Linked DNA regions of Mus musculus: region 2 is linked to region 1. The links are chromatin loops, found by intact Hi-C in ENCODE. Cell type or tissue: left cerebral cortex. All regions are shown on one strand. Each heading gives the region's core, and the rest is flanking DNA. Links, peaks and the distances in the headings are about the cores only. Region 1 has its middle 64 kb from the start of Gm26146. Region 2 overlaps Bckdhb (branched chain ketoacid dehydrogenase E1, beta polypeptide).

Evidence for each region. A loop is a pair of places that touch in the nucleus more often than their neighbours do. Peaks named below come from ENCODE experiments on the same cell type or tissue, not always from the same donor. Only the 100,000 strongest peaks of a DNase experiment are listed, where the experiment ranks them.
Region 2: it touches region 1 in a loop (2.1-fold over the local background); 7 of 42 quality-filtered maps call a loop at or near these places.

What each region holds. Positions count from the first base shown.
Region 1 is chr9:84,244,660-84,260,997 of GRCm38, reverse strand. No RefSeq gene overlaps it. Among named protein-coding and RNA genes, the nearest start is that of Gm26146, 64 kb to the right of the region's middle. In left cerebral cortex, for the core only: a CTCF peak has its summit at 7,599 (motif pointing left); DNase peaks (open chromatin) are centred at 7,613 and 11,040.
Region 2 is chr9:83,954,458-83,970,795 of GRCm38, reverse strand. The region is part of intron 3 of Bckdhb (branched chain ketoacid dehydrogenase E1, beta polypeptide); the gene reads right to left. Among named protein-coding and RNA genes, the nearest start is that of Gm29163, 24 kb to the right of the region's middle. In left cerebral cortex, for the core only: no CTCF peak of the experiment used is centred there; DNase peaks (open chromatin) are centred at 7,135 and 8,083.

The sequences.
Region 1 (16,338 bases), core at 4,203-12,202:
CTCCCAAGTAAACAATACAGAGACACTAAATTTTATTAACAATCTGCTAGGGACTATGTTGGGCATGTTCTGAGCTATTCCAACCAAAACAACCTATCAATAACCAGATAAATGCCCCATTATTTGCTTGATGAATCTTGCTCTGTTCCATGCACATCCTCAGAGCAAGCTTCTCTTAATCATGTGTTCATGACTCATCCTGCCTCATGATGACAGCCTTCTTCCCTTCTCCTTTGTCCTTCTCCTTGTTCCTACCTGAGATCCCCTGACTCGATCTGATGTTCTGATTTCCAATATTCTCTGCCCAGTCACAGGCTCTAGCTTTTTATTTACCAATAAAAATTATTGGGAAGGATTCTTTACAGCACATTGGTCAATTCAATGTTCATGTCCAGACAGCAACCTGATCTTGGAGGACAGAACTCAGCCTCTGAATACACAGTGCACAACATCAATCCCAATAATATTTGGTTGAAACTTTATTTTGTTTTATTAGACATTGCCTAAGCTCATTCTATCATTAAAACTAGATTGATTTATTTTTAGCATAGACAAGAACAAAAATATTTTCTTTTGTTTACTTATTTGCTGAGACAGGATCCAGGATCTCAGGGTATCACAAGCTGGCCTCCAGTTCTCTGGGAGATCAAGTGTGACCTTGAGCTCCTGGTACTCCTGTCTTTGCTTTCCAAAGGCTGGCATTATGGGCATTTGCCACCAAGGCAGGCTCAAAAATATTGCTTAACTCAGAAGTACACAGAAAGGACACATCGCCTATAGTAGAAATAGACACCATTTTCCTATAAAAGTCTGCCGTCCTTATAACAGTCATACTTGAGCAAATCAATTAAAAGGAAGTAAGAATTATTTTAGTTCCAGAGGTTTTAGCCCAGGGTCTGTTGGTTGTATTGGTTTGGAGCCTACAGCATACCTACAGGTCATCCTGGGGACTGGGATAGAGTGAATCTGATCAGTTCATGGCAGTTGAGGGTCAAAAACAGAGAGTAACAGAAGTAAAGATTAGGGAGAGACTCAATAACTTCCTTCTCCCAGGTTTCATTTCCTCAAGGTGTCTCACATCCCCACAGTACCACAGCCAAGCAGCTACACTTGTAACTCAGCCTTTGAAAATCACTCAAGATCTAAACCCTAAAAACCAACATAATTCAGATTATTATTTAAGAAGCAATAGATTAGGTTCATAATAGCTTCAAAGCATTAGAATGTATGGCTCTGTTTCTAACAGAATCTCCTTAGAAAGCAAAGGACATGCTTGAACTATAGCTAAAGTCAACTCCCTTCTATTGGGTGAATTATAGAACCAGAAAATTCAAATGTAGTTGGTTAGATGCTCAAGTTTTCACCATTAGTAAACTCTCTCCATAAATCTAAATAAAATTTCCCCAATTGCATTACTTTAATTATTAAAATCAGAGATATAACCCAAGTCTTCCAGCCTTATCTGATTTGAAATATTAGAATAAATATAATTAAATATACTATCTCATGAATGACAGAGATTAATAATTGTTCTATTTGCTTATAATTATGTCCATTAAAACTTCTTCTCTGAATGTATGTTTATAGGTAAATATTCTGCTGCAAACCACCCAACTGCTTAAAAAAATGTGATATCTGAATGCCTGCTTAAGTTTTGCTAACCCAAGAAACTTAAGCCTACTCGCTGCTGGTTCTATCCTTGTGATCCACCACATGGATTCTGCTTGGCAACCCAACAAAAACCTCACATGTTGAAATAATTTATTTCTAAACCTAATATTCCTTCACAAATTCCTCCATATGATTAACTCTTTTTCACTTTACCATTTCATAGATGTTTTAAGACAATAGAAAAATCAATCATTTCTCCAATTGTGAAAATAAATCTAAATAAGAGGAATTTGAGAGGGCAGAAATAGAGGGGAGATTAAAACGGAGAGTCTGCTTTCGCAAATATACATTGTTCAAGTATCTTAAAGATGTTGTCTTAAGTGTTTTATTTATAATCTGTTGATAATTCATTTAAGAATATGTTAAGTGTATTCAACTCCAAACCTTAGTTCTAAACCCTTTGCTGAAACTTTTAAATGAGCCACCTATAAGCAATTTCCTAAACCACTGGCTGGTGAGTGGTGGGTGCTGGCAAAATTGAGCCTTCATTCTTGTTTCTCGAGCATTCTATTTTATCTCTACTATTTCATAGGTTAAACATTTGTGAGAAAGGAGCTCTTTTTTTTTTTTCCTAAGTGAAAACAAGGGGCAGGGCACATGGCTATGTGGGTTGAAATCAAGGGAAATTAACCAGGAACAGATGTTGGCATTGCCTCCCTCTCTGTCCCTGGGTTTCAGAAGCCCTTTTGCATAAAGGGAGCTGCTGACAATACCTTGCACAAGAGGGGCTTGTTTGTGTTCAACATAGCCACTCTATGAGGGGTGTAGGGAGGATTGGGAGGTAAGGGACAAGAGGAAAAGGAAGAGAAGGAAGAGGAGGGCATGGAGAGGTAGGAGGAGGAGTGAGAAGAAAGGGAAGAAGGGTGGGAGTAGGAGGAAGGAGGGAGCGTGTAAAGGAGAGGGTGAGGAGAAAGGATGAAGAGAAAAAAGAGGGGAAGGAGAGGATTGTGAAGAAGGAAAAGGAGGAGGGAGGTAGAAACAGGAGGAGAAGGAAGGCAGGGAAAGAAGAGAAGGAGAGAGGAAGAGGAAGAAATGTAACTTCTTGAAAGCTCTGTCCACCATTTCTCTAGCTCACAGCACCAATACTTGGGAAAGAATAGTAGAAGAGGCATTGTAGAGACCAAAATCAAGGGTGCTACTCTTCCTGGAACATGACGGGAAAGCCAAATGATCAGCACCAGATGACTGAGCTCTGACAATTATACTAACAGTTCTAAAGATGGAAGACTTCAGCTATGCATTCTTGACAGAGCTCATGGGAACACCCTACAGAGAAGCATTGTCACAGTACACACCAGTGGCTGTGGCCTCACTGAGGCATTCTTTTGTCAGTGCTGCCTTTTTATACCCTTGGGAGCTAAGCATCAAGTAAGGTTTTTAAAATATATTTCTGATTGCCACTGTTAAGCGATCTGTGTGTCTGTTTACATTCCTATCCCCAACATGCTTGGAGTCTATGGAGATTTTGAAATCTGGGCTTACTAAAAGAAGATCCTCTGCACTGAACACGACCTAAGCGACTATCAGTTCGATCCCAGAGGGGAACGAATGATGATTATTCTTTCTCACCCTTCTTGCAGTTTTGAAACTCTAAATATTAGCGCTATAGAAACAGCTTGACTCTAAGTACGTAGTCTCATCGAGGGATGTGCCCAAACTGAACGAGACTAAATGGTATTTGGACATATTTCCTATACACAGGGCAGCTTTAGTCTTTATAAAGCAGACAACTTATTTCATATGCATCACCTCATTAATATATAAATAATAAACATTATGTGGTTATAGGGTTTAAGATTATTGTTAAATAAAGTCCAAAAATGCTATTTTATGGAGTAGAGAAAAGTAAGGCCAAGGAGAAGGAACTCCATGGGAGGCCTGTTCAGATGTCCAAGTTCTGGATAATATTGACAAGGCTCATAAATTTGAAGGGGGAAAAACCAGAATATTCCATAAAAGCTTTGGAAATAATTGAAAAGAATATTTGTACAAACTGTGATCTAATATCAAGAATTAATCAACAAAAGAAACAAGACTTTTTGCCAGAGTAAGCAAATTTAACATGATTGGAAACTCAGACGATCCCATTTGTCAAGGAAAGCATAGAAAACAGATTTCAGTTCTGATCTATTCTCTGTGTCCAGCTTCCACTTCGGATTTATGTGCTGAGAGCTCTTCTACTGGAAAAGAACAATGGTCCAGAAAGAGTGAAGTCACCATAGCTGTACTGAAAGGAAGGGAAAGTTAGGGGTCTTCTCTTGGAATCCTCCAGGTTCTAGGTGTAAGCTGCACACTACTAAAATAGGTCTGTAAACTCTTTTAACACCCTGATGAGACTTCAGGAAGTCTCATCGCAATCTTTTGCAAATGATTTTGCCTGTTGAAAAGCATCTTCCATATGAAAATTGCATGTGCTGTGCAAAAGGTTCTGGTCTTCTGAAGCTTTGAAGCATAACAGAGAGGTCAGAGTTGATGTTGTGTTGCTACCCTCTCTGGCAGAGCTGTGTTTTGCCGAAGATTGGGGGACTAAAGGGCTCAATGGTATCTAATGGCCTGAGTAGAGTTGCACTGGGTAGAAATAGGGGAAGGTCTCAGGAGTTGTAGATGCTGACGCCAAAAGGTTACCAGGTGAGAAAAGAAATGCTCTCAAGAATGTTTAGTTCTAACTCTGCATATACAATTTCACAGCAAATTTTCATTTTGGAAAGAAACTCTAAATAGCTTTCATTTCATTTCCCATGAGCAGATACTGAACCCAAAACTATATGGGAAAAAGTGTATTTTTCTGTAGATCATCTAGTCAGCCATATTTCCAACATGGAGCCAATTCAGAGCTGCTGAAATCCAAAGTAGTTTTCATACAATAAGCTATCTGTTTTAAATTCCTCTGTGTGTAAGCACACGCATGTCCACATGGCACACAGGGTCACAGAGTGGACGACTCTCTGGGGGGTCAGTTCCTCTGTTTCTCTTTGATTGACACAGGGTCCATTGTTCATCGTTGCATACATCAGACTCCCTGGTTTGTAAGCTTTTGGAGATTCTCCTGTCTCTGCTTCCCATCTCAACCCACAGAACTGCAAATGGCTTTACATGGGCTCTGGGGATCGGACTGTATTCTCACATTTATACGGCAGGCACTTTACCCACTGAGACATCTCCCAAGACCCTGCCAGAAGCTAATATATGGGGAGCTCACCACACCATGAAAAAAATGGAAAAGAATTTCATGTGCTTATGAATAATTTTAAAAGGCATTTTCCTTTGGGGTATGGCCAAAGAATCCATCATGTCGCGTGTGACTTTAAGAGTTCTCAAACTTTCCAGCATCCTCTGTTAGGAAGGCTTCCATGTTTTCTACATCTCTTTGACATCACTCTTTAGCCTCTTATTCTGTTCTACACGTTCACAGCATGTTTTTAATCAACATAGTCCATGTTTTTGTATGTCTGTCACAGCACAGACTTTGTCATAATTTAAGTAAAGCATCTCTATATTATTCAACACCCATGTTAGTTACTGGAAACACTGCTCTTGAAAAGGTCTCTTAATGTTGCCATTTCTGCTCCATAAGATAAAAACAGACAGAAAGTCCTGAGTCTCTAAGAGATGAAGTAACAACCCGAAGACAGACAGACAGATGGTGGTGAGGCCGAACTCTGTTTCTCCTACATGCAGACAGCCTCCACTGCTGATAGGAAAACTCATTCAATAGAATTGCTCCCGTATTTGGACAAGCACATAACTTAGATAGCTAGTACTACACATTACATCCATTAACCCTTTCTAAACCCAAACATAGTCTGTGTTCTAAAGGAAGGCTGCCTTAAAAAGGAGCATTGCTCCAACGTAAGCAATCTGTAGATGACTTTATGGACTACACAGATGATGGCGACCACAGACCACACTGGCAATACTGACTTATGAACTCCGTGGCCATTCCAAAGATGCAGCTTCAACTCACTCATCTCAACCACACACAACTCGACAAGGTTGATGCTCTTAGGTCCATGTCATTGATAAACGGAACACAAAGAAATTAAATGATTCACTGAAGAGCGCACAGCTCGCTATGCATCATGACAAGGGTCAAACCTAGGGGGAGTCTCTTTAAAGTCTTTAAGTACTCTACTATTCTAGCCCAGAGAAAGTGATAAAAAGTTATATTCAGCAAGCTGCTCAGCAAAGCTTGGTCTTATAGGCAACACAGGAAGTGCGAATTCGATTAAAGTAAGTAAGAAGAATTCATATGTTACTAAATGGCTTGTGCTAAGAGATACCGGTTAGCATCACTTACTGTGGGCACTACCATGGATTCAGGCTAATGATCCAGCTCATTCCTATAAAATGGATGCTCAGTACATGGGAGTTCTTTGCACTTGCTGGAACCACATTTCCAGGTAGCGTTCTATGTTCACTATGATTTGTGAAAATGGTCTCCTAATGTGAGGATGCACCCCCATAATCCCATGCCAGAAGGATCGCAAGTCTGAGGACTGCAGAGGGGGACCCATTGCAAAAGGTAAAATGTGTAAAACTAGGGTTATAAGTTGAGGCAGCCTAAGCTTTTAGAGGAGAGGTTCATCTCGGTGCTTCACCTCACTGAGCAGGTCTGGCTGTCACATAGGTAGCTTCTGACTTGTCTTCATTAGGTTAATAAGCCAAGCCTCTTTGACAGAGAAAACAATTGGAAATCGAAGGTTAAATGACCAGTAAAGGCTTAAAAACATTGAGTCCCGGTAAGTCAGAGGAATCAAAGTAGTAAGGCAAGGTACTGGAAATACACTGTCAAGATATCGTGGCCTCCTGTTTAAGTTTAGCTGCTAAAGGCAACTTCACAAGGCTAAAACTTCAGCCTGCTACTTCTCTATTGAGTTACTTGACCTTTCTAGCTTCTAATTTACTGATCTGAAAAAAAATGGTAATAATGACACCCTTCATACTTTTGCTTTGAGAATTAAACATATATATGTGTGTGTGTGTGTGTGTGTGTGTGTGTGTATAAAAAAGCAAAAAGGAAGAGAGAGAAAGAGAGACTGCTTAATAAAATAGTGTAAATTCAAAGAAATTTTTAGGCATAAACCAGTAGATTCCTTTCTCTTTGTTATTTATATCACTTGAATGAACACAGTAGGCATGTGACATCATCCAGTTCTCGGGTGACACCACCCTGAGACTCTGCAAAGGGTTAGATGGTATAACTACTCTCCTCCTGCTGTCTCCGTTTTAGCCCCACCTCTTTGTTCTTTTCTTAAAGGTTCACTTATTTTCAGTCTATGTGTATAAGTATTAGACGGCATGTGTGTATATAAGTACACCACATGCTTTCCTGGTGCCCACAGAGGCAAGAAGAATGTGTCATTGGATCCTTTGGAACAAGAGTGACATGTGGTTGTGACCCACCATACTTACTGGAAACCAAACCGAGGTCTCCTGCAGAAGCATTGAGTGTGCCTCACTGCTGAACTATCTCTTCAGTCCTTCATTGTTCTTTTGTAAGCTATAGTCTGTACCCAGGCCTACTACAACTTTCCCACAGAGTGGCCTTGCCACAATACAGCCCTATTCTGGTGTTTTGTACCCATCTTTCTGTCCCCACATCATCCACATTAATAGTTAATGTTTGCCTGATTTAAATGCAGTTGCAAAGTGCATGTGCAAATTCCAGGCAATTTCCATTTGAAAACAGGATGACTCATTAAGGTCCCTTCTGATAAACATACTGCAGGCTGGCCTGGTGGGTTTTCAATGTCTGCACTTCCAGGTGCTCCTGACAGAAAGGGAGCAATAGGAGCTGCCTGACACTGGCTTGAGGAAAAAAACAGCCTTGCTATTGACAATGGGCTGGTCCATTGCCTGGAAACAGGTAGAAGCGTCCTTGGCTTGGAGCTGGAGGGTGCCATGCGCCCTCTGCTGGCTCCCAGCCTGCTCCTCCTGTCTTCAGGGCTCTAGCATCCGCGCAGCTGGAGGTGAAGAGGAGCCTAATGGTAAATATAAATAAGAGGAACTAGTTACTGAGTTTGGGAGGCCTACAGGTCAGCATCCACAAAAGAGCTCTTCCACACTGCGAGCCACCACGCCCAAGTCCACCTGACTCTAATTTTGTGCAGTTGGGAAAACACAGGGCAGATCCCTGGGTGAACAGCAGAGAATCTGTTAGGGCTGCTGATTCTCTGGCTGTGACATCAATTTGAAGGGGCAGAACATCAAAGCTACTTCTTAACCTTCACCATTGTTTATTAATGCTTCTCCCTGCCTAAAACAGTTGCCTCATTATTATGCCTGGGAATACCACCCTTGACCTTGTTCGTGAAGAAAAGGAAAGAAGAACACTGGGAAATAATTTCTTTCAGACAGACATGCTGATGAAAAGTCGCTCACTGCACATCCAGCTTTCTGTCTCTCTCTGAATTTTTAATCTTGTTTGTGTTGGATGAGTCCCGTACCTCTCCGGTTTTTCTGACTATTGATACTTGCCGAGGGGTTATTCTATTCCGAAACTAGATTTTGTTTGAAAGAGGCAGACACTGCACCTGGAAAAGCTAGCTAGAGAAACAACAATATTATTTTACTAACTCCCTGGGTACCATCCCTATTCCTCACAGCTTGCATGAGAGATTGCACTCATAAGAAAACACATTTTCAGTGAGCAATTACAAGTGAGAGACGTCTCGCTTTGCTGAAAGGCATTGCTTTTAAATGGATGCCAAGGAGTGATGCTTGTATACTCGGACTGGGAAGGACATTATGTGTTTCAGAACTGCTTAAATCACCCCCTGAAACTTGCAGTGTCCAAGGGGAGTGGATGTCTTCATGCAAAATTTAAGAGAAATACTGAGACAACATCTCCTGCAGCAACAGTTATTTCAGAAGTTCCAGTGTGATTAACAAGTGTCTGTTTCATCTTTTCCTCTGTTTAAAATCAGACCACAGTCTTATAAAGCAAAATAGCACAAAGGCTTTCACAAAAGAGGATGAGATTCCTGTAGATCCTTTTTTTCTGGTTGAGTTCAATTATTGGCCACACAGTTCATCTATTTTTGGTTATTAGCCAGTAATGATGAAGTAGAGAGTCTGATTATTTTAGAGAATCATAAAAGATTACTAAAGTCAAAATGGTTTGATTTCATTAATATTTACTTTGATTTATTGGCCAGATTAAAGTTCAGTGAAGTAATAGGTGTTATAATTTTCAGTCAATATACAATAAATGCCATTGTGACATTTGAATTCTGTATCAACATCACATTCAAAACCTGGACTTCTCAGGCAAAGTACCTTAAAATGTCTATTCAGAACTCTAGGATTCAACACCTATACAAAGAAGGGTAAGCAGCCCAGAGGATTGACAACAGATCCGTAATCAAAACCAACAGTTTCAGTAGACTCCACATTCCACACAGGGCTTTAAAAGTAGAAAGCCCCTCAGTGATGAGCTAGCTCTTCAATATCTGTATTGATCAAATAATGTGTGGTCTGATCACATCACACATCCAATGGTGGGCCACCAATCCCAAAGATGGCTTATGCATAATAAATGTTTGCAGTATACTCAGCAGCTAAGTGAGCAATTTCTATACTCCTGAATGGGTCTCGGAATAGCTCATTCATTCAGTCCATGACAGTGTGGGGCTAAAATCTAACAGTTGCTTCTTCAGTAGAAGACAGAAATGTGGCAATGTAATACTCAGACTATACCAAATCAATACTATATATAAAAAAAAGGGGGATGGAAAATTTTCAACTGAGTTCCTTCGTATATCAACTACTAATCTCATTGTCCCAGACCATCAATAAACATGTTATGTGGAAGGAAAAAGGAAAAAGGAAAAAGGGAGGAGGTTTTATTTTTGACTTACATTTGAGGGGACACCTGCCCTTGTGGCATGGAGGGCATGTGGTAATGTGTAGTATCTTGTAATGATGCATTCATGATCAAGAAGCAGAGAGAAATAAACAATAGTTTTCAGCCCAAGTTCTCCCAGTTCAGGAGCCCAGCTCAGGAGGAGGTGCTGCACATATTCAGGGTGGGTCTGACCTCTTTGGTCAAAGTTATCTGAAAATACTATCATTGACAAAACCCAAAGTAGTTTCCATGGTGATTGTAAATTCAGGCAAGAGGACAATTAAGATTGACTATCATACTAATACATCTGGGAAAGGAACAAATTTAAGCTTATTGAATCATCGTGAAAAACACATGAAATAACCACTTCTAAAAAGAAAAACACATTAAAATGCAATTACTCAGACCATTTGGAAATGAAAATATTTCCCTATGTCGGTTTCGAAAGTGAGCTCCATAAAGACATTATCTTAATAATTAATTAGCTTTCTTGATATAAATGTGTTGGACTTGAGAAATGTGTCTTCTGTGAATGCACTGTATATCAATGCAATCTCAGTGACATCAATTACCATTTTAAAGTCTGCCTCTGATTACAGGGTATGAGTTTAAAATGCAAGTCAGTTGCACAAATATTGTGTCTTGCTTATGAATGTCAGCAGCACTATTTAGCAGATACTCGTCTCTTTATTTGACAGCAATAGCAAACATCTTCAAGAACACCCAAAGAAAGCTGGTGAAACGATAGGGCTGTAACTCCAGTACTCAGATGCTAACACAGGAAGATGGCAAATTTGAAGACAGCCAAGGGTACATAGAAAGACCCTGTCTTGTTGCATTTCAAGTTGTGGTAGATTCCCTTCTTACTAACAAAGATTGACTTGTGTTACAAGATTATCTAACAAAGTCAAATTCCAAATTTCATAGCATGGAACCTAACAAAGATACTTTGCCAAGAATGTTGGAGAAAGAACTGCTAAAACATTAACATGTTTGGCAAACAAAGACTGGTTAGAGGCGAGAGAGATGATTCAGTGGTTAAGAGTTCTTTTCTTGAAGAGGACCTTGGTTCAGGTCCCAGCCCCATGTGGCAGCTCACAATTACCTATAACATCATTTCCGAGGGGTTTGATGCCCTCTTCTGGCCTCCAGGGACCTGCAAGCAGATCATAACATGGAGGCCAAAACTCACATATAAATAAAGTAAAAAATAAATAATTTTATTTATTAATATTTACAAATATATTTTCTATTTCTGCTCACTTTCAATTTTTTCAGAGTGTTCTTAGAACACAAGTGAATTTTTTACAAGGACAAGTAAGTAAAATTAAAGAAAAAAATAGAATGGGTGCACAGACAGTATTGCCGAAGCTAGCTGCATTATTACAAAATACCAGAAAAAAAAAAAAAACTCAGAAAGAACATGACTCTACATAGTTGCAAATAACCATGTCTTGCCAACTTGGAAGTCCCCAAATCCAAACACCCCCATGTCTTAAGTACCATAGTCACTACACTCTCCTCTAGAAATAGAAACAGAACCACTCTGTATTTATGTCCCATTAGTGGCTGAGTTTTGAAAGTCAAGCCAAGAGGATTCCAGAAATGAAAAAAAAAAAAAAAAAAGAAAGAAAAAAAAGTGAGAGGGAGAGAAAGAAAAGCTTTTGTATGACTCATCTGTTATAAGCCTCTGTAAATCTACATCATTACCAAAATATGACCAAAATTGCTATATAAATACCCAAGAACTGGAACGGAAAGAAGAAAAAAGGGTATTATGTCAGATTTCAATGAGTTTGGTACAGATGCGGCATTAAACAGGGAGGCCATGATAAGTTTCCAGTTGTTTAATTCTTGAGGATTTTTTGTTTGGTTGTTTGTTGTTTCTGTTTTGTTCTGTTTTGCTTTGTTTTAATGATGACTTGAGCATAACACTGATACAGAAGACCCATAAGACAGGGATCACTCCACATTATGGCCATAGTAGCATTCAGTGGTGCCCCCACCCACCCACAGCTACACATTTTAACTTAACATAAGACGGTTGGTATTTTTAGAAAATATTACAGCAAGAATATCATTCACATTAATCACAACCTTCAAAAGAATGACTCCCCATTAATTCTTACACATGCTAGCTTAATTTTCCTGTGGGACCTGGTCAGCCAAATTATAATCAGCACTCAAATTAATGATATAAATAGTATCTCAATTTCATAAGCCTATGCACATAAGTCACTTGGAAAAAGACATACTTTTAACTTTTCCTATTTTATTCCAATTTTTAATTTTTTTTTTTTACTGAAGAAGCATCTAGAGAAAACTGCCCTGAGTGTTGAACAGTAGTGTTCTATATTCCATTAACTCGTTAGTTATGACTTTGTTCCCTTAGTTACAATCAACCGCTGGACACACATTCGTGCATACACATCTCATTGCCTCTGATGCCCACAGGGGTTTAGAAAGTGTTTTAACATGGAATTTCTGAACAGTTTTCAGGCATGTGTGAATTCACTCACACTATTCTTGGATTTCAAAAAATAATAAATGGAGCTGTCTTTTCACAGACATGTGCCATATTTTAGGAAACATAACATTGTAAGTATATGGAATGGTTAAACAATGTAAAACACCATTTGATTAATGTCTGATGTAAATGGTATACACAGGGAATCATAAAGAGTTCTGAAAGCAGTCAACAGTGTGGATCAAATAGTTAGCTAAAGATTACCCAGGGGACTTGAAATGAATTGTGACGTTTGAGTGAGAGACCATTTCCACCTAGAAAGAAACAAGATTTACTTTGTACAATAGCTAAAAATCATGATGGACACCTTATATAAAACCTAAGGAACACATGAAGTTGTATAACAACACACTGCACTTAGGGATGAATACTTTTAAACTGTACCTGTTAGCTAAGGTAAAGAATGGTGTATTTGAATTCTGTATGATCCATGGCTCTAAAATTCAAGGACAAACAAATCCTAAGTATGAATAAGGACACTGGACCTGGTGGCTAGCTTTAGGCAGGATATTATACCCAAATAAATAACTTTAAATGTAATTGCTATTGACTTGGATGGAAAACAAGAAAATACACTGGGATATAGAAATATTCTCTCTTGAACTAAATGATGGAGATTGCACAGACACAAAAATTCACCAAGCCCTGCACTTAGGGGTTGTGCACTTGTAAGTAACATGGTATTAGATAAATGAATAAAGGTTGGGGTCTGTGAGAGGAAACAGGATTATTAGGATAATATAAATTGAGCAATGGAAAATGCTTACACAGCTGCCTATCCTAGCTCCAGCCTTTACAGATCAGGGAGTCCTCTGCTGTATGTGTGTTGGAGGCCTCACATCAGCTGGTGTATACTGTCTGGTTGGTGGTTCAGTGTCTGAGAGATCTCAGGTTTCCAGGTTAAGTGAGACTGCTGGCCCTCCTACAGGATCACCCTCCTCCTCAGCTTTTTCCAGATTTCTCTAATTCAACCACAGAGGTCAACAGTTTCTGTCCATTGGTTGGGTGTAAATATCTGCCTCTGACTCTTTCAGCTGCTTGTTGGGTCTTCCAGAGTGCAGTCATGATAGATCCCTTTTTGTGAGCTCTCTATAGCTTCAGTAATAGTGTCAGACCTTGAGGCCTCCCCTTGAGCTGGATCTCACTTTGGACCTGTATCTGGACCTTCTTTTCCTCAGACTCCTCTCCATTTCCATCCCTGCAGTTCTTTCAAACAGGAACAATTATGGGTCAGAATTTTGACAGTGGTATGGCAACCACATTCCTGACTTAATGCCCTGTCTTTCTGCTAGAGGTGAGCTCTACAAGTAAAATGCCCCCCCACTGTAGGGCATTTCATCTAAGGTCCCTCCTTTTGAGTCCTGAGAGTCTCTCATCCCCCAGGTCTCTGATACACTCTGGAGGGTCCCCCTGTTTCCATTCTTTCTCCTGGCCCTCAGGGTTTCAGTCCTTTCCCCCCACCGAATACCAGATCATGTTCCCCTCTTCCCCTTGCCTCCTGTTCCCCACCCAGGTCCCTCCCTCCCAAATTAAGAAGGAATCAATTCAGTGACAACTTGTGGAAAAATGACCATCTTACCCAAGACTGAAGTACATATGGGGTAGAAAGTAAACATTGAAGGAAAGTCTCAAGGTGATAAATTTTAAAAGCACAAAGACAAAGAGAAAGAATCTGTAGAGGCCTATTGTGGCTGTGAGCACCAAGTATGAACCCTGTGAGTTCATGGATGGCTTTTGTGTCATTTATAGCTTTTGCTTTAATCATCTGTCTGGGAGGACAAATAATTATACTTCAGTGTGACGCTACGGAGCTAGTAGAAAGACTCCTGCCAAGAATGAAGCAAAATGTAAGCTGTTGAAGTAAGACACTAACTGGAGAAATAAGAAGTAAGACTGTCTAATCCTATTAGATGTGGGAATTATGAGAGAAGAGGAGAGGAGAGGAGAGGAGAGGAGAGGAGAGGAGAGGAGAGGAGAGGAGAGGAGAGGAGAGGAGAGGAGAGGAGAGGAGAGGAGAGGAGAGGAGAGGAGAGGAGAGGGGATGGTGAAGGGAGTGGATGGTGAAGGGAGGGGATGAGGAGGAGGGGAGGGAAGGGGAGAGGAGACACCACAGTGGATGCTAAGCTGAGACTAAGGAGGTAAATTTGGCACCAGCAAGGTTTTACTTTGACATGCTCTGAGGTTGAGCACACAAAAGTCATAAGAAAAAATGTACAACCAACAGCTGGAGCTAAAAATATGGACATTGTGGACAGCAAGAAGGACAAGGTGATGAGGCCAGCTCCTAAAGAATAGCATTATGAGAGAGGAGGGACCTTGAATATCCTGTGTGCAATGCCCTGGGATAGGAATGTACACAGAGATGCATCCTGACAGCACTCTCTCTACCTTATGCTCACCAGGCTGCTTTCTTTCTGTCTCACATGTCACCCAGAGATTTATGGACACTAGTTAAGGAAAGTAGCAAAGGAAATTTTTGTAAGACCATTATGTCCTTAACTTCATTCCTGGCCTGAAAGCAGTGCCATTTAATTAGACAATATGCAATTCTCTTCTCAAAGTCTAGAAAGGTCCACAAATAGAACTTCTCAGTGCTTTCTTCCTAGGTGAAGAAAACAGGAAATGCCATTTACAGACTTACCTCTGCTCCAAAATACATCTAGTTCCTGACATGTCTGTGTTCCTCTGTGAAGACCCAGCCTTCTCCTTAGTATCTTCTTAAAGCAAGAAATAACGAATTCTGCAAGCCAGATGTGTCCAAGAAAACTTAGAAACAGCCTTCCTCCCTGGCTATGATCAAATTATTATATAGTAAATTGAACCGTAACAGAAGTGCATTAGAAGCCTGGAAGCATAAATATAGTACATCTCTCACCAAAGTGATAGCTACTCCTCCCAACTCATCAGCATGGTTAAGGTGAATGCGTCTTCCTGAGAGATTCTTTGGCCAGGTGGATTAACTTATTTTTTTAATATTAATTTTTGGCATTTTGGAGATTATAATAAAATTATATTTTCCCCCTTCTCCTTCCTCCTTCTAAACTTTCCTACATTGCAGCCTCTTGCTTGCTTTCAAATCATAATAGTTATTCATTAATTATTATTGTTTGAATATATGTATATGGATATATATTCATATACATATATATATTCCTAAATATAATCTTTTTGGTCTGTAGAATGTTACTTGTATGTATGTTTTCAGAATTGACCATTTAGCACTGGAAAACCAATTGGTGTGCTCTTCACTAGTGGATTAACTTTAAAGGGAAAAGAGAATTACATATCTCCACTCAGAGGCAGATTTCAATATTTTGGGTAGGAGACAATAAAGCTTTCCCTTAATGGTCTTTCCATATCTCTGTAACATTCCCTCTTTTGAAGAGATAGCTCAAAAATAATTTACGAGATAGGCTGAAACTGGGGAATGGACAGAACCCATTTTTACCATGAAAATCTCGATGCTCTGTTCCAGAGATGTTCACTGGTGGAGATTAATGTCTGGACTGAAGAAGTCCTTGCCGTTGGATGTAGTATAGGCATGGTGCTCATTTAGAAGGAGATAAGAAACCAGAGCTCCCTTGCTCCCTTCTGTCCTGGCAATAGTACTATAGACATTCTTGGAATTTCTTTTGGGGGGGATCCCCTTTCCTAAGCTTGCCTAACTAATCTCTCTCTCTTGTTCTAATCACCCCCCCCCCCAGTGATATTTAAGGAAATGAGACATAGGTCTTTCTAGCTGGATTCTTCAAGGTAGGTGGGACTGCCAGGTATAGTAATTGTGGTATGCTCAATTAGAATGGGGCTCTCTAGAGGATCCCAAAGTCACATTAACGGTCCCATTAATACGAGTGCCATGTGTGAGGAGGAAAGGAAGTGGTTAACTGGTGACTGGATAGAGATGTGAGAAAAAATAAGAAAAGGTTAATACAAAAGTTGGTTCTGCAACTAAGAGTTGATGGTTCTGCAGTTTAGAGTACTCAGCACTCTTCTAGAGGTTTTGAGTTCAGTTCCCAGCAACCACATGGTGGCTCACAACCATCTGTAATGGGATCCAATGCTCTCTCCTGCTGCGTCTCAAAGGATCATCAGTATACTCACATAAGAGAGAGAGAGAGAGAGAGAGAGAGAGAGAGAGAGAGAGAGAGAGAGAGAGAGAAAGAGTTAGTTTAATGTTCCATCCTCCAGGCAGAAGGCATGACAAAGGACATTTTTTAATGTCTGAATTTCTTGATGGGCTCACAAGAACATCTCCTCACTGACTTTCTCCTACTGGTTTTGTTCTGCTTACAGT
Region 2 (16,338 bases), core at 3,763-11,762, 290 kb after region 1:
TGTGTGTAAAAGCAAGATGGAAGACAACCATGAGGAGTCAAAGGCAACTCAGGATTAACCAATCTGAAAGAGCAGCAACTGATGTCACTACTGTGTCTACAAAAACTGGGTACCACACAGGCCAAGAGCTGAAAGAGGGGTGCAGAGCCCACAGAGCATGGGAGAAAGAGCAGGGATCCTGGCAGACAGGCAGGCCCCATTAGGCTTGGGGGCATTCCTTTGCCTCAAGGTACTTGAACAACCCAATGGTTGTGATGCATCCTTCGATCTCACAGAGGATGTGATATTAACTAGTAGTCAATCAACTGCTAGGGCTCGCTCTGATACTGCACTGTAGGCTGGGAGTTTACCTCTAGGCATGAACTGATCGATGTTACTGAAGGAGATGAAAATCGTAGCATTGTGAATGACTTGGAGGACGAAAACCACAGCCTAACAGCCTAGGCTTTAGAGAATTCAGACTATTACAACTATTTAAGCCTCAGAAACTTGAAAAGAAAAACACAAAATTTCATTTCAGTCAAGATGACTTGTTTCAGTCAAACCAATGGAGAGAGACAGGGGGAGGAAATTTGAGAGAGCTCTTTTGTCTTTTTGTTGCCGGTGGAGACAGGCCTAATGCCTACTAAACACACAACACAGACTCTACCACCAAGGTACACTTCAAACCCTGGCTCTTATACCTTTCACTAAGAGCAAATGGATGCGTTTCTTGGTGGGATATGTAAACATCCCCAGAGCATTGCTTAACTAAAATGTATTAAGAAGGCCTCGGGATGTAGCTCAGTGGTAATGTTCTAACCTCCCATCCATTACACAAGGCCCTGGGCGCTATCCCTAGCATAAGGGGGGTGGAGGTGGGGGTTAACATTGGAAATTAGAGAAATTCACACTGGAAATGTGATTTTTCAAATAAATGTGCACATAGTTGATTCTGATAAACAGGTTCCAGGAAACGAGCAGAGGGCATTTCTGAATGAACCTGTGGCTATTTCACGGTGGCTGACTATAACCAAAGCCCATCTTTCCATAAACACCAAAGACAGACTTGCATCACTGCATCATCCTTGTGATACCAGCTGGAATTTAAGGGCAAGCCAACTCCATTTTTCTTTTTACTCTCCCTTCATTTATATGGAAATGAGATGTTTCCGAAAATGTATCTGTACCCAGTACCTACGTCAACAGCAAAGCTCCAAGCACACAAATTCCTCCAGCTGATTTTTGACTGTAAGGGAAAACAGCCAGGCAGAGCATCTGAAACCCGTGTGCGTCATTCACCAAGAAGGACATTACCAAGCTGTCAATTTCCATTAACCTGCCTTGCTTTAAAAATAGCCTAAACTTCCCTATCTAAATAGGATGCTGCCCTTTTCTCCGAAGCGAAGGGAACAGGACACGGAAGTATAAAAAATAAATGAGCTTTTCCCCCCTTTGTAAACAGGAGAAGGCTGACAGCAAACCAATTCTACATCCAAACTGAAGAGCTATTAATAAAATAAAGCACAAGAAAATGAAGAATCCATTTTAAACAGAAAACAAACAATGTTCTTCAAATATCATCGGCCATTTTTTTAAAAAAAGATCTGTCAGTTTCACAGCTAGGAACAAACTCAAAGCAAACATGTGAGCAAAACTAAACACAACTTATTCCATAATTATGATCTTTAATATAGCCCTAAGGCAGCACAGTGTAAAAATGTCCCCAAAGAACTGATGTTTGGCCAAAGAGGGAAAAAATAGTTTTGAACAATATAAATTATTCTTCTCCAAATCTGAAGTGTTTTCTAATTTTTATAGCTTATCACATCATCATTTCCTAAGCTAGCTCCAGATATTTTTTTCCCCTAAAATCAATTACAGCCAACAAATGCTACAGCCCATTCCTACAGCCTAATTGCTTGCAGAGAGCACTTTTATGTTTCATACGCCAATGCGCAGGTAACTAAAGAACCAGCAAAGCATCAACAAGGGCTGGAGAGATGGCTCAGAGGTTAAGAGCACTGGATACCCTTCCAGAGGACCCAGATTCACCTCCCAGCACCCACATGGAAGCTCACAGCTATCTATAAGCCTTGAAGTAAAACCACAGAACTTTGCATATCTGAAGGCATTCTGAAGATCTATGCAGGCTCTGAAAGCCAGGTAGATCTTAGAGGTCACTATCTAGAATTAAACACAGCAGAAGGGCTTCCATGCTGGTCCCCAACCAGCTAGCAATAATAGAAGGGGTGTCACTTGAAGAGAATACAGACATTTCTTTCAGTATCAGAGACATCTGGGGGGATTTTAGGGTTTTTTGGGGGGTTTTTTGTTTTTTGTTTTTTTCGGGTTTTTTTGAGACAGGGTTTCTCTGTATAGCCCTGGCTGTCCTGGAACTCACTCTGTAGACCTGCCTGGCCTCGAACTCAGAAATCTGTCTGCCTCTGCTTCCCAAGTGCTGGGATTAAAGGTGTGCGCCACCACGCCTGGCATTTAGGTTTTTTCTTTTTGAGATAATAATATAATTGGATCACATAAACCCCTTCCTTTCTTCCCCTCAAACCCTCCCATGTGCCTTGATCTTAAATTCATGGCCACTTCTTCTGTTAACTGTGGCACATATATGTGTGTGTGCATGTGTGTTTTCCCCCTAAATACATAGACAACTCTCACAGTCTGCAGCAGGTTCTTTGCATGTATGTTCTCAGGGCCAACCACCTGCTATTGGATAACCAACTGACTGGCTCATCTCTGAGGAAGACTCATGTTTAATCCTGGGCCCAATCAGTTCCAAATCAGACACGCAGCTAAAGCGAACCAGAATCCAGACTCTAACCCAGTGTTCTAAGATGAAAGAAACCTCCATTCATCTTCCATGACATGAGAGGATTTAGTCATTGTGTCTTGAAGCCTTAGTCATCTAACCTATTTCTGACCACGCTTTTCTATGAAAAATTGCCTTCATTTCAGTCAGCCTGTCATCAGTGGGCTCGCTGGAAATGCCTCCGCCTGCCCTCCATCCATTATTTCACCCCTCACTATTCCCTCGCCTCGTCCTTCCCCATTTTCCTGAACTTCCCAAACCTCATAATGCCCATCAATTTACCCTGACTGACTCTATCTTTGTCCTTCTTTGTGCTGTCTCCCCAGCAGGGCCAATGACTAATCCTCACACTTCTCAAACACGAGTCATAACATCTGCACTTTCCAGAAGTAAAAATTCTCAGATATGACTTCAGATCTACAAGTTAGGTATCCTGGGAACTAAGTTCCCATAATCTCTGTCCTCGAAAACCTTCCAAGTTCAAATCTCTGGCCCAGCAGTCACCTCACCCCTGTCTCACCCCTGGCTGCCATGTCTCTCTTCTCAGCTCCCTCATGCTGTAGCCAAAGTCAGATAGTAACTTAAACTTGTATGTATGTTTCCAAGGCTGACCTTTTGGTATTGGATAACCAATTGGTATGTTCTTCCCTGAGGAAGGCTATTGTTTAAGCATGTCCTTATTTGTCCCAAAGTGCCCATATTCTCATATTAAGGTAGCAAGAACCCAGGCATGGAAGCATCATGTCTCTCTACCAATATCCATTTTCCTGGACCTCTCCATGCCAGAACTCTGGCTACCCATCTTACCACCAAACACACAGGAGATCTTCCATAGTCGATCCATTGTCTCTGTACATGCTACCCTTTCCATATGAACCAAGTGTAGGTTTCTGCCAGGTGGGCTCTCTGCTCCTCCCTGTTCCAGAGACAGCCACATCTTCTTGTGCAGTGCCAGCCTCATCCCGTAGACAAAATGGCGAAGGTAAAGTGTAAATGGATTTGGTCGTATTGGGTACCTGGTTACCAGGGCTGCCTTCTGCTTTGCACTTGACAAAGTGGAGATTGTTGTCATCAACAACCCCTTCATTGACCTCAACTGCATGGTCTACATGTTCCAATCTGACTCCACCCACGGCAAATTCAATGGCACAGTCAAGGCCGAGAATGGGAAGCTTGTCATCAACAGGAAGCCCATCACCATCTTCCAGGAGTGAGACCCCGCTAACATCAAATAGGATGATGCCAGTACTGAGTATGTTGTGGAGTCTACTGGTGTCCTCACCACCATGGAGAAGGCCGGGGCCCACTTGAAGGGTGAGGCCAAAAGGGTCATCATCTCCGCCCCTTCTGCCGATGCCCCCATGTTTGTGATGGGTGTGAACCATGAGAAATATGGCAACTCATCACTCAAGATTGTCAGCAATGCATCCTGCACCACAAACTGCTTAGCTTCCCCCCCACCCCCCCACCCCCCCCACCCCCCGCCAAGGTCATCCATGACAACTTTGGCATCCTGGAAGGGCTCATGACCATGATCCATGCCATCACTGCCACTCAGAAGACTGAGAATGGCCCCTCTGGAAAGGTGTGGTGTGATGGCCATGGGGCTGCCCTGAACATCATCCCTGCATCCACTGGTGCTGCCAAGGCTGTGGGCAAGGTCATACCAGAGCTGAACATGAATTTCACTGGCCTGGCCTTCTGTGTTTCTACCCCCAATGTATCTGTTGTGGATCTGACATGCCGCCTGGAAAAACCTGCCAAGTATGATGACATCACGAAGGTGGTGAAGCAGGCATCCGAGGGCCCACTGAAGGACATCCTGGACTACACTGAGGATCAGGTTGTCTCCTGCGACTTCAACAGCAACTCCCACTCTTCCACCTTTGATGCTGGGGCTAGCATTGCTCTCAATGACAACTTTGTAAAGCTCATTTCCAGGTATGACAATGAATATGGCTACAGCAACAGGGTGGTGGACTTCATGGCCTACATGGCCTCCGAAGAGTAAGAAACCCTGGACCACCCACCCAGCAAGGACTGAGAAAAGAGAGAGGCCCTCAGTTGCTGAGGAGTCCCTGTCCCAACTCAGCCCCCAACACTGAGCATCTCCCTCACAGTTTCCACCTCAGACCCCCATAATAACAGGAGGGGCCTAGGGAGCCCTCCCTACTCTCTTGAATACCATTAATAAAGTCGCTGCACCTGAAAAAGACTCTGCTAGATGGTGCAGGAAAGCTGCCGGTCTGAGCACTTCCTTAGAAGACTTTCTACCCACTCACCTTATTCCGTTGCCTCCCCCATACCCTGCTTTCAGAAGTCTCTAGTATGGCCATGTCCTGAGCATTTGGGCAAGTTTGCAACATGAACTAATGAACTAAGCTAATTCTTGGCTAGCCACCATAGATCCCATTTTCCCATGCCTTTTACTTTGGAACTTCTAACAGTTTTGCCAAGGCTATATATATATATATAGTCTCACCAGTCACATCCACAATAACTCCTTTGCAATGGAAGACCCTTACATTTCATTGGCGTTTAGAGAGAGAAAAAAAATTAGATCCCTATATTAGTAGTTTCTTTCTGTGGAGGTCTCTACTGCCACTTGCTATCCAAACTCTTGGTGTATAGTTTAAACGTCACATAATTTAACTCAGCTTCTTTCATTTAAATTCTGTCCTCAAGAAGGAAAACTAAGCTTCCTGGTATTTCTTATGTGGTTTTATATTGTTATTTTAGACATAACTGTTTTATTCCATATCTAATGTAGTGTTGGTTTATCCAGTACACTGTGATTTGCTTAAATGCAGAAACAACATCTTAAAATTTTGGTACCTTCTAGGGTATCAGTTCTCAGTCTTGGCTACATATGTGAATTACCCTAAGGACCTCTTAAGACTGTATGTAATACCATATCCTGCTCCTTCAAGGAACGTAGCATCTCTGGGGTGATTCGAGGCATCAGTGATACTGAATGTGGGCAAACCCAGGAAGCAGCACTCGGCAGGACTGTAGCTGTCTGTATACTTGTTCTGGATATTTGCCCCACTTATGAACACAAGCAACCATGAGGCATCTACATTCCTTGGATGGCACCACCAACAAACCCTTGATCCTGATAAACTAACCCTTAAACCAGGAAGGTAACTCCACTGAAGTACATTGGCCTAGACCAAGTTTAGTCATATTTTTCCTACCTGTCAGAAAACTCTGCACCTTTAACTGTCTACCTCTCATGACCACTAGTCAAGGTACCAATGGGACCAATCCAGAACAGCCTTTCTCTACGGTGTCTACTGCACATCTCTGCCTTGTTCGTTCCTTATAACTTGTGGTCAACAGTCCAACAATCATATCACATGCGTGAAAGAAACCAGAGATATTTTGAGTGGCAACCTTCCAGTTCTTCAGATACTGTAAAACAGACCCGAATAAACAAAACAGGCAAGAGTTGCCAGGCAGCAAGGGTTCCAAAATAGCTATACAGCTGAAGTTCAGGAAACTTGCTCCTGCCAGAAACAAAAGCCAGAGGGAGTGTGTTGAACTTGCATGCCCATAGCAGGCCTGTTGTTTTCCCTGAGATCTGACTACTCCAAAGGTGATACAGGAGAATTACAGAAGTCACAAATCCCCCTCAAGCATTCCAGAGAATTTAGTTTTAACAAACCTTAGATGCCTGCTTCATTGCCCTATCAAAAACACCTCCTCATCTCCCTTCTTCCTAGATGATGGGCAGTAGCCTGGTGAAAGGCAAGAAGAGTCAGGCAAGGCAAGATACCAAGCAACTGCTAAGACTTTCCTAAGACAGACGCAACAGAGAAAGATGGACTCCCTGTGGTCTGGAAAGAAGAGATTACATCACATCCTAACTATTGCGCCTCATCCCTTCGAAGATCAGCGGACATTAACTACCTAAACAGACACCACTAATACCAGAAGGAGACCTGCAAATAAAGCTGAGCAGGCAAACCATGCTGCGTCGAACCGCTTCCCCTATGGAGGTCACACATGAAACAGACCCCAGTACCAATAATTCTGTCCTATGATCCATGCTTCCCTGGACCCTTCCAGGGACAATGGGAGGGGGACACCATAACCAGAGTAGTGGCACTGTCTTCTGCAGGCAATTTCAAAGAATGAGCCCTGAAGCTTGGCTTAGCTGTTTCTTCCTCTGTAAATGAAGACTCGGGAGTAAGCATCCTGAGGCTGGAAGAACTGGGAACATGTTTTACTTTGTTAACCTCTTTAACTACAAGAGGAGCTAACGCTGAGTAGCGAGCTGCCTTCTTCTTCTACGCCACACGCTCAGAAAAAAACATCTGCTACCCACACAGCAAATCAAGATAACTGGCGAGAACGGAAGAGCAACCAAGCATTGAAATTATTCGGTTCTACATTTGCTTAGGAGTCTCTGGGAGCAATCAGTACAGGACGTGTAGGTCAGAACCTCCCAACAGATCGGATCCCTCTGAGTTTACCTTCAGCATCCTGTGTGGTGAAGGAAGCCATTAAGGAGAACACAGCTAAGACAGTAATAGCAAGCCTTTTTTTTTTTTTTTTTTACGTCGTCACACCCTGTGAACACACTCCGTAGCCAAGGAAGCAAAGGTCTATGATATTCACTGGTATACATGGACACAATGACTAAAAGTATACCTTAGGCAGAAACTCCACTGAATATTTATTTAACACAAGGAAAGTGTACCAATACAATGTGCTCACCTGTAATCCCAGCACTGAGGAGACTGAGGCAGGAGGATCACAAGATTGGGGCCACCTGGGAACCAATGAAAGGAAAGAGGAAGAAAGTGAGGGAGACAGAAACAAAGACAAGAGGAAGAGAGAAACAGACATAGCACGCTATTGTTTAATTTTAATTTAAATAAGCACAACAGATTGGTTCCATTTCTTGATTTAATTAGAGATTAATTAAGATGTTGCTACAGTGATTTAAAGTTTCCTCCTAAACTTGATGAACCCCCACTTTTTCTAAAACAAACGTTCAAATTCACTACAGAAGAGACCTTGTCTAATTTAGAGTCCGGTGCTAGGGGTGCGGGGGTGTCTTCCCTTCTGGCTCAGAAACAAGTTTCTCCTTTGTGTCCACTGGACTCCCCACTAACAAAGACCAGGGAAGAAAAAGATGGGTTAAGTGAGCGGCCTGCCCAGAAAAATGAACAGAAATTCCTTATTACTAAAGACACTTGTGCTTCCAGGAGCCAGAACTACAGAATAAGAATCCTTTGGCTAATTTATGGCTGGCCAGACGCCACTGCTTCTGGCTGGGGGCCAGAGGACCTGTGGGAAGGGGTGGCAGGGTGCCACAGAGAAGGTCACGCACCGCATGGCTAATGCTGCCTTTGGGTGTAGCTGCTCACCAGGAAACTGAAAACTTTCGGTCCAGCAAGCTTCCCAAGTGGCTTCTCAGCTCATGACATTTGCCAACCTTTACCTAACTGATCTTCATCAACCCTGCCAATCAAAGCAAGAGAGAAACCCCATCTATTTAAATGGGAACAGAAAACAAAGCCAATGTTCTCCAAACTTCTGTGGCTCTCACAAAGGAGTCTCACTCAGCAAATACCTGGCAAATGGCATTCATGCTGTCTGTCCCCTCCATGCAAGGCTTGTTTTTACTGGCTACGCCTCGTCTGAGTAGAAAATGACTTTTTCCTAGTGAATTTAATAATTATTACTATGTGATCTTAGAGCTGTATTACACATTGCACTAGGCAATGAAATCCCAAGCCAGGATTAGAGGGAGGGAATGTGCCTCCCTGTATACTATAATAGCCTGTACATTAAGATTCCTGAAGTGACTTAGTAAGTGACAATATTAGCTTTGTGTCAAGCTGCCCTGAAGTGGCTACAGTTGTCATGCATACAGCTTCTACAGACCAAAAAAAAAAAAGTCTTCGAAAGAACTCAGCAGATGATGCGATTTGTTTCAGGTTGAACAAAAGAGGATGATGGGAGAATCCAGGCATTCATAGTTGCTGGAGGCTAATCTGAACCATTACACACACACACACACACACACACACACACAAGTCTTCATATCCACCTCTTCACCCTCATAATCCAGAAATCTAAATGAGCTACTGTTAATCACACTCCTTTATTGCCTGATGGTTTTTCATTTTCAGAAATCTAATAAATCATTAAATTGATAAATCCCCAAAGAAACCTGAGCAATTAAACTGAGGGACCCACAATGCTATTTGGAGAAGGGGGAGTCTATTTTGTAACTAGCCTGACCACACCTAAGCTGATCTTTGACTCTCCAAGTCAGCAGCGACCACACGTCTGTTTTTAATTCTTCAACGCCCATGGTTTTTCTTTGAAAAGGAGGAAGATGATGATGACAAGATACACAAACAACCATGAACAGTTAAATGGAGGCGGCACAGAAAACTAAGTGTTGAACTCTCCCAAGCACAGCCAAGATCATGGCGTGAACATCAAAAGGGTGAAGAATAAACCAAAAATGTACTTAAAAAAAAAATGTAAGTGTGTGTTTTCCAGATGTGCGGGAGTCTCCTCGCAGGCCAGAAGAGGACATCAGATTCCCTGGAGCTCGAGCTTGAGTTCCAAGCCGTCGTGAACCACCCTACCTCGGTGCTGGCAACCGGACCTGGGTCCTCTGAGAGAGCAGCGGGTGCTCTTACCCAGTGGGCCATCTCTCTTACCTCACTGTTTCTTCACAATATCTTAAATTCACAAACTACAAGTGTCTCAAAATGGGAATCCCTTCTAGAGGGGCTCATGTGGCTGTAGATATATAATTACTACAGCTGAAAAAAAGTGCAAAATCCCAAAGGGTAGCTAAGACCACCACTTTCTAGCCTTCACATACAGATCAGCCAGACCCAGGAATGGCAGGCAGTCATGTGCATTCAACCTAGTGAATTCTAAACTCTTAAGATGAATAGAATTTGTCTTTTTGGTGAGTGTTATTTTATGGCAAATCTCTCTTAAAATATTGCCAGGTATGGTGGGGTAAATCTTTAATCCCAGCACTCATGAGGCAGAGGCAGGAGGGTCTCCATGAGTTTGAGGCCAGCCCGGTCTACATAGGGTATTCCAGGCCAATCAGGACTACAGAGTGAAACCTTGTTTTTAAAACAAAAAAGAAAAAGGAAGAAAGAAATGTGTTTGTGCTGGGTTTTATTCATTTGGCCTTGTTTGTCTGTGGTGCTGATAATTTATCCCAGGGCCTCACTCTTCCTAAGTAAATGTCTAACACTAAGCTCAGTGCCCAGCTTTATCTAATGTGTAGAACCTTATATTTATTCTCCATTAGAGGAAACACATCACATATTCCCCAGTGATCTATGGCTAACACGGACAGTAAAGTGGAAAGGCTTTACACCAAAGACTAGACTTGAGTCAAACAACTAGGAACACATAAAAATTTTTTTAAAAAGTGAAATAATCAAAAATATGTCTAGCATACTATACTACAAAGTAACAAACAATACTTCCATCTATTAAAAAACATCGATCGATCGGCATGAAGAAAGACATGCAGAGGCTCAGGGTTCAGGTCTGGGAGGTTACTATAGCAAATCCATCCCCCAAGGGACACATGATTTCATCACAGGCATACTTTCATACTTGGAAATATAAAAGACCTTTTACCGATTAACATATGGCTTTTCATAAAATACAAAGCCTTGCTGCTCTACTTCTAAATGGCCAAGTTTAAAAAGACCCAAGAGCCAGTGTTGTGCTATGGACAGTGATGCTGATCAGCACTAGTCATGCTGATCTCAGTCTAGCTCCCCAGCGCCTGTTCACACTCACATCTGAAAAGTTTAAAACCGTGCCACCGTCAAAGAAGGCTGAGAAAAACTGGCTTAAGGGCATCATATTCTGTGATGATGCTTAAAATGTCAAAAAGAACACCTGTCTGCAGCTCTAACATTTAGTGTTTAATCAATTAAGGAGGGGGGAAAAACGGCGAAAATACCAGCTGCCAGCAAAATGACTTCATGCACTAGGAGAACCTGTCTGGGAGAAAAAAAACACACAGGATTCTCAAACTCTTTCAGAGGAACTTCTGTCAGCTGTTCCTTACTCCACAGATAACTCGAAACTTCCAGCTTTGCTAAATTAGAGTTCCTCTTTCTTTCTTACTCTTTCCTTCCTTCCTTCCTTCCTTCCTTCCTTCCTTCCTTCCTTCCTTCCTTCTTTCTTTCTTTCTTTCTTCCTTTCTTTCAGTTTTGTTTGGAGACAGGAGCTCATGAGCTCATGTACCAGGCTGGCCTCAAACTCATCAAGTGGCTTTAAACACTTGATCCTCCTGCCTCTGTCTCCCGGCTGGGATGGGTTTGTCAAGTTATGGTGTCTGAATTCAGGGCTTCCTGCAGTTAGGCAAGCACTCTGTCAATTAAGCTGACATACATACATACATACATACATACATACATACATACAAGTTCTAGAACTCTTTATATTTTTTCTCTCTTACCCCTGTAAGGGGGGGAGGGGGGAGGTCCTCAAATTTATGATGTATACCAGGCTGGCGTCAAACTCATAAAGATCTGCCAGCCTCGACTCTGCCTTCTGGGATTAAAGGCGTGTGACACCACCCTGGGCTAAAAACTCTTTACAATTCTAGCTTCTTTATAAAAAGGAACTGTTGGTCTATTTGCAACTGGTCACTCGGGATGGCTGACCTCTCAGAACTTCCATTTCTGTGGCTTTTTGTGATAGCTGATCTGTCTAAATCAAGGCTTCTCAGCCTCAGTACTACTGAGCCAAGAATCTCTGGGCTACACACAGCCTTCCTTTCTCTCCAACTCTGATATCCTATAAAGCATTAAATAGCTCATCCTCTTAAACGCTGTTTGTTGAACCATTCATTGTTCAGAAGTACCTTTAAGGGAATGCTCACTTAATCTTTGAGAAATTAAAATATGGTAGCCACTTCTGTCAACTTGAATTTTAATAGATTCCAAAGTGGTCATTTGTAACAAAAAAAAAAAGAAAATGATTAAAAAAAATCAACAAAGCAAATAAACAGGTCACTATAAATGAAGTATAGATTAACAGTATTCCATCTCGTTTCTGAGGGTAATTCCACCAATTGAACAAAAACATAAGAAACTGACAACACACGCACACAGTTCAATAAGACAAACAAATCATATATTCCATCTCTCCAAAGAATTCATATTTTCATAAGGTGTTTCATAAGGGTTTTCTTTAGCACCAAAACCCTCATCTCACCAACCGCTGTCCTGCAGTGCAAGCTTGTCACTGAGTCCAAGAGCAAGGCCATCAGTCAGACGAGCCTTTCAGCAGGAGGAATGTACAACAGAAGGCCATTCGCTATGCTGACGATATTAATATCATTATTCAGAGAAAAGTTTGGGACCTGTCAAAAAGCTATGCCTATGCCCCTCCAGGTTTGAAACTAATCTGGAAAAGACGCTTCTTAAAATAATATTCAACAGTGCTTAAGGTATTCAGAGAGCAGTGCATGAGGGGGACCAGAAGAAAGCACAAAAGATGGCCTGAAAGTGTGGAGGAGAGTCCATGGAGTCTCCTGGCCTTCCGTCTCCACCCAACGAGTGAGGACAGATACCAAAAGCCAACTGGCAAACACAGGCACGTCGCAAGATGCATCTTCTCTCTCGCCTCAGGATTATCCTTCTTCTCCCTCCCAACTTCAGCATCCTAAGGTATCTGGTTATAAAACTCCATTGGTGTTAGAGAAGAGAAGAGCTAAGCGGTTATATTAGCTCTCCAAGCTGCTACAGCAGCCACACATGTATGGATGCAGTAATGGAAAATCCCCAGTGCCTGAGAAAAGGCAGATGCCGGCCGGGCAGGAGACTCCTTCAAGTTCTCTGTCTCACCTAAGTTTCCTGCAGTCAGTGGGCCAAAGAGAGTCTAAGAAACACAGCCCAGCAATATTTATAGCAGTGCAGAATGGCACTGTGCAGATTGTAGCTTTAGGAGTTATTTGTGTTTATGTGGAGGGGTTTTGGGTAGAGGCCAGAAAACTGAAGAGTGGGCCATGAGGGGTAGGGTTGGGGGATGGTTTGGGAGGGGTGGGGAGGAAAATAGAAGACATGGGGTATAAAAGTGGAAGTGAGGATTCTGGTGAGGGGAGGGTTCAAGCAGGAACAAGGGGAAGGGAAATGGGGAGGCCAGAAAATGTGGGGACAATGCACAGAATCATCCAAAGCTATGTATGGATGAAAACGTTGCCATTAAGAAACCTGTTATTTTGTGTGCTAACTTAAATATATTTTTAAAGGAAAAAATTATAAATGCATACAGCAGTTTCATAGAAGACATACACCTAGCACACAGGGTCAAAGAAGACTGTTGCATATGCACGTGGCCTTCAACAGAAGAGTACCTTCTCCCCACAAACTAAATAATATAAACTATTCTCTCAATCTTTGCTTCCCTGGAAGTCTGCTAGCTCCATCCGATGCTGCTCTGAGACAGATCTCAGCGCCCACCACATTTAAAGCTGCCATTTGGTACACAATGAATTGCTGGGGACATACCATTCCATTGCTCTTAATTTCCAAGACACTCAGTTTGTTCTATCAAAGGACAGGGAAGGAAAAGAGAAACGGTTTGAAGCTTTTTATTTCCCACTCATCCCGGCCATCTGAGTACAAAACAAACCTGTAGCTCCCCGTTTAGTGTGGGCTCTAACCATGCCGCCCTTTCACGGTGATACGAAGCAGCGTCCAGCTTTCCAATACTACATCAGTAAACCTGCAAAACTTCCATCTTTACCTCCTGATGGATGCAAAAAACTTAGCCACGGTTCCACACCAGCACAATGCTCAGCTCTCATTGAAAAGCACAGACTGCCACCTACTGGCCACGAGCCTCTCTGCACTATACGCACAAGGCTTCTCAGAACAGGAAGCTGGGTATCTCCGGCTGCTTTCTATTGCTGGGAAAAAAAAAAAACACTGTGACCAAAAGTAACTGGGAAAGGAAGGGGGTTATCTCACCTTACAGCTTCTTGTCTGCATGAAAGGAAGGCAGGGCAGGGACTCAAGGCTAGAACCGAGATGCGGGAACTGAGCCACAGACCATGGGAGAAAGCTGACTAAGTGGCTTGTTCTCCAACACTTGCTCCACTTGCTTTCTTACACAACCCAGGACCACAGGCCCAGGGATGGCACTGCCCACAGTGGGTTTCGCCCTCCCACACAGATCATTAATCCAGAAAATTGCCCCACAGGTGTGTCCACAGGCCAGTCTGATGGGGGCATCTTCTCGGTCAAGGTTACCGCTTCTCAGATAACTCTAGCTTGTGTCGAGCTGTCGAGAACCAACAGAGTCAGCTCATCATAAAAAAAAAACAGTATCTTCAACTTTATTTTTACAATTTGTTTTTGTTTGTATAAATTATTTAAACTCCACAAAATAATGGTAAGCAGACATGTTTATGTGAAACTGAAAATTTCCTGGAGTACACTCAAAAGAGCAGAGGTTATTTTTGAAGTATTTATTTGATTTTTGTATGTTTGTTCCTTTCTTTTTTCTTTTTTTTTTCTTCTTTTTCATGCCATGAATCAGAAATATTTCTGTGAGCTCCCCAACATCCACATTACCTTTTAGTTCTGAAAACAGAACTTGATCACAGAGCAGTAACTTAACTGTCCGTCCCCATCAAGTACAGACTGTTTGAGATTTGAACACACAACCCACAGCACCTTTGCACACTGGCGCTACGAGTTACTCTGACACAATGCTAAAGCTAAAGATGTCCAGATGAAAGACCCTGACTCTGGATCTGGCCTTCTGCCTCACTTTCACGCTTTCCCAGATATAATCTCTAGCATACACCAGGCAATTGTGTTTAAATCTGTCTGTCCTGAGAAAGTTCTGAGAAATGGCTGCTCTGTTAATATCTAACTGCGTGCTTACTGGTGTTTATTTATGTGTTTTTCTGATCATGAATTTCTGACCTCAAACAACCTTCCTTAGATCATTGCTGTCTTTGTTACATTCATGTATCAAAGTTCACTGAAATTGAACTAAAATTGTCTACAGCATTAGACTGTGGTCTGCCCCATCCTTTAAGGTCCTCAAATCTCAGGTCTCGCAGACAAATCTGCATAGTTGAGTGAAAGCTGACAATCAGCATACTGTGGGACTCTAACATGAAGATCTGGGGTAGAATAGTCAATCTATGACTCTCAAGCTCAGGGTAGAGGTATAAATTAGAGGAAGAAAGTCAGAAGTTGCTAGTAGGACAACAGGAGAAAACGTGGATGAAATGCCCCACATAGAATGGATTCGGTAAAGAATCATACATGTGACCTGTGGGGAGAGTCAGGAAAACTGTCCCCTACATCACACTGAGTCAGCTGAAGAAGGAGTGCCCTCAGAAGCTGCACCACACAGAGAAAACACCAAGTTGTAAAACAGCACAATTCTACCTTTTGAATATTAATATATACAAACCTATTCAGATATGCTCCAGGTACAAATATTCCGATGCGCCCAGTGATCATCTCTGGAAATACCTGAAGGATGCTTACCCTCTCCTCTATATGTCCTGAAACAGTATACAATGCACACTCATCTCTCTGAAATCAAATGTATAAAAGTTTCTCTTTTTTTTTCTCTAAAGATTTAAAAGTTGCTAAGAGTCTGCAGTACAGAAGACAGCCTTCTAACCAACTTCTTTCACTCTCAAAGGCTCACAGAACACACAGCCAGGAGGAAGCAGAGGATTGGAACCCCGTTATCAGTGGCAGAAAAAACAAACATGCTGACTGTTCTCAGTACACCACACGGAACTCAATACCCCGGACCTCAAGAATGGTGCAATGGGGAAACACAATACTTTTGTTAAAGCTTTTAACCTCCCTCACTGCCCATTCAGAACACACCTGAGCACTCCGGGGCAGAAGCCACGGGCAGATAGATGACTGACATCAACTTCTAAGCCTGAATGTACCTGCTTTGAGATTAGGCAAGAGTGAATGAAGAAATAAAGCATGGGGCACCTAAGACGCATCATTAACAGTAAAAGAAGAAACGCATTCATTAGCGAGTCAGAGGGCTGAGCATTCTTAGAATCAAGGTAAGCTCGGACGGCTCTACCTCCGAGTGAAAAGGCAATGAAATCGGCCTGTAGAAAGGAAATGTGTGCCATGCAAGAGACACAGATTGGCTGTGAGCAAAGGCTCAGAGAAGGGGCCGCAGCTGGTGGACTTCAGTGTCACCTTGGCCAGGCCACAGTGCAGTTACATTTACTCAAACACAGCTCTAGACACTGCAGCAGAGATGCCCATTGGCTATGAAGAACTTTTAAGTCCTCTAAGCAGAGAACACTTCACAGGACAGAATGGGCTTTTTCTGGTCTTCCCCAGATTTGAAGTCTGAGGTTTCCCAAAGGAAACTAAATTTGGCTTCAAGACTCAACTGTAGGAATCCTGGTGAGCTTCCCTGCAGACCGGCCAGATCTCTACAACCATGCAAACCAATGCTGCAATACAAATGAAATCTCCACCAGTGTCTTAGTTAGTTTCCATCAT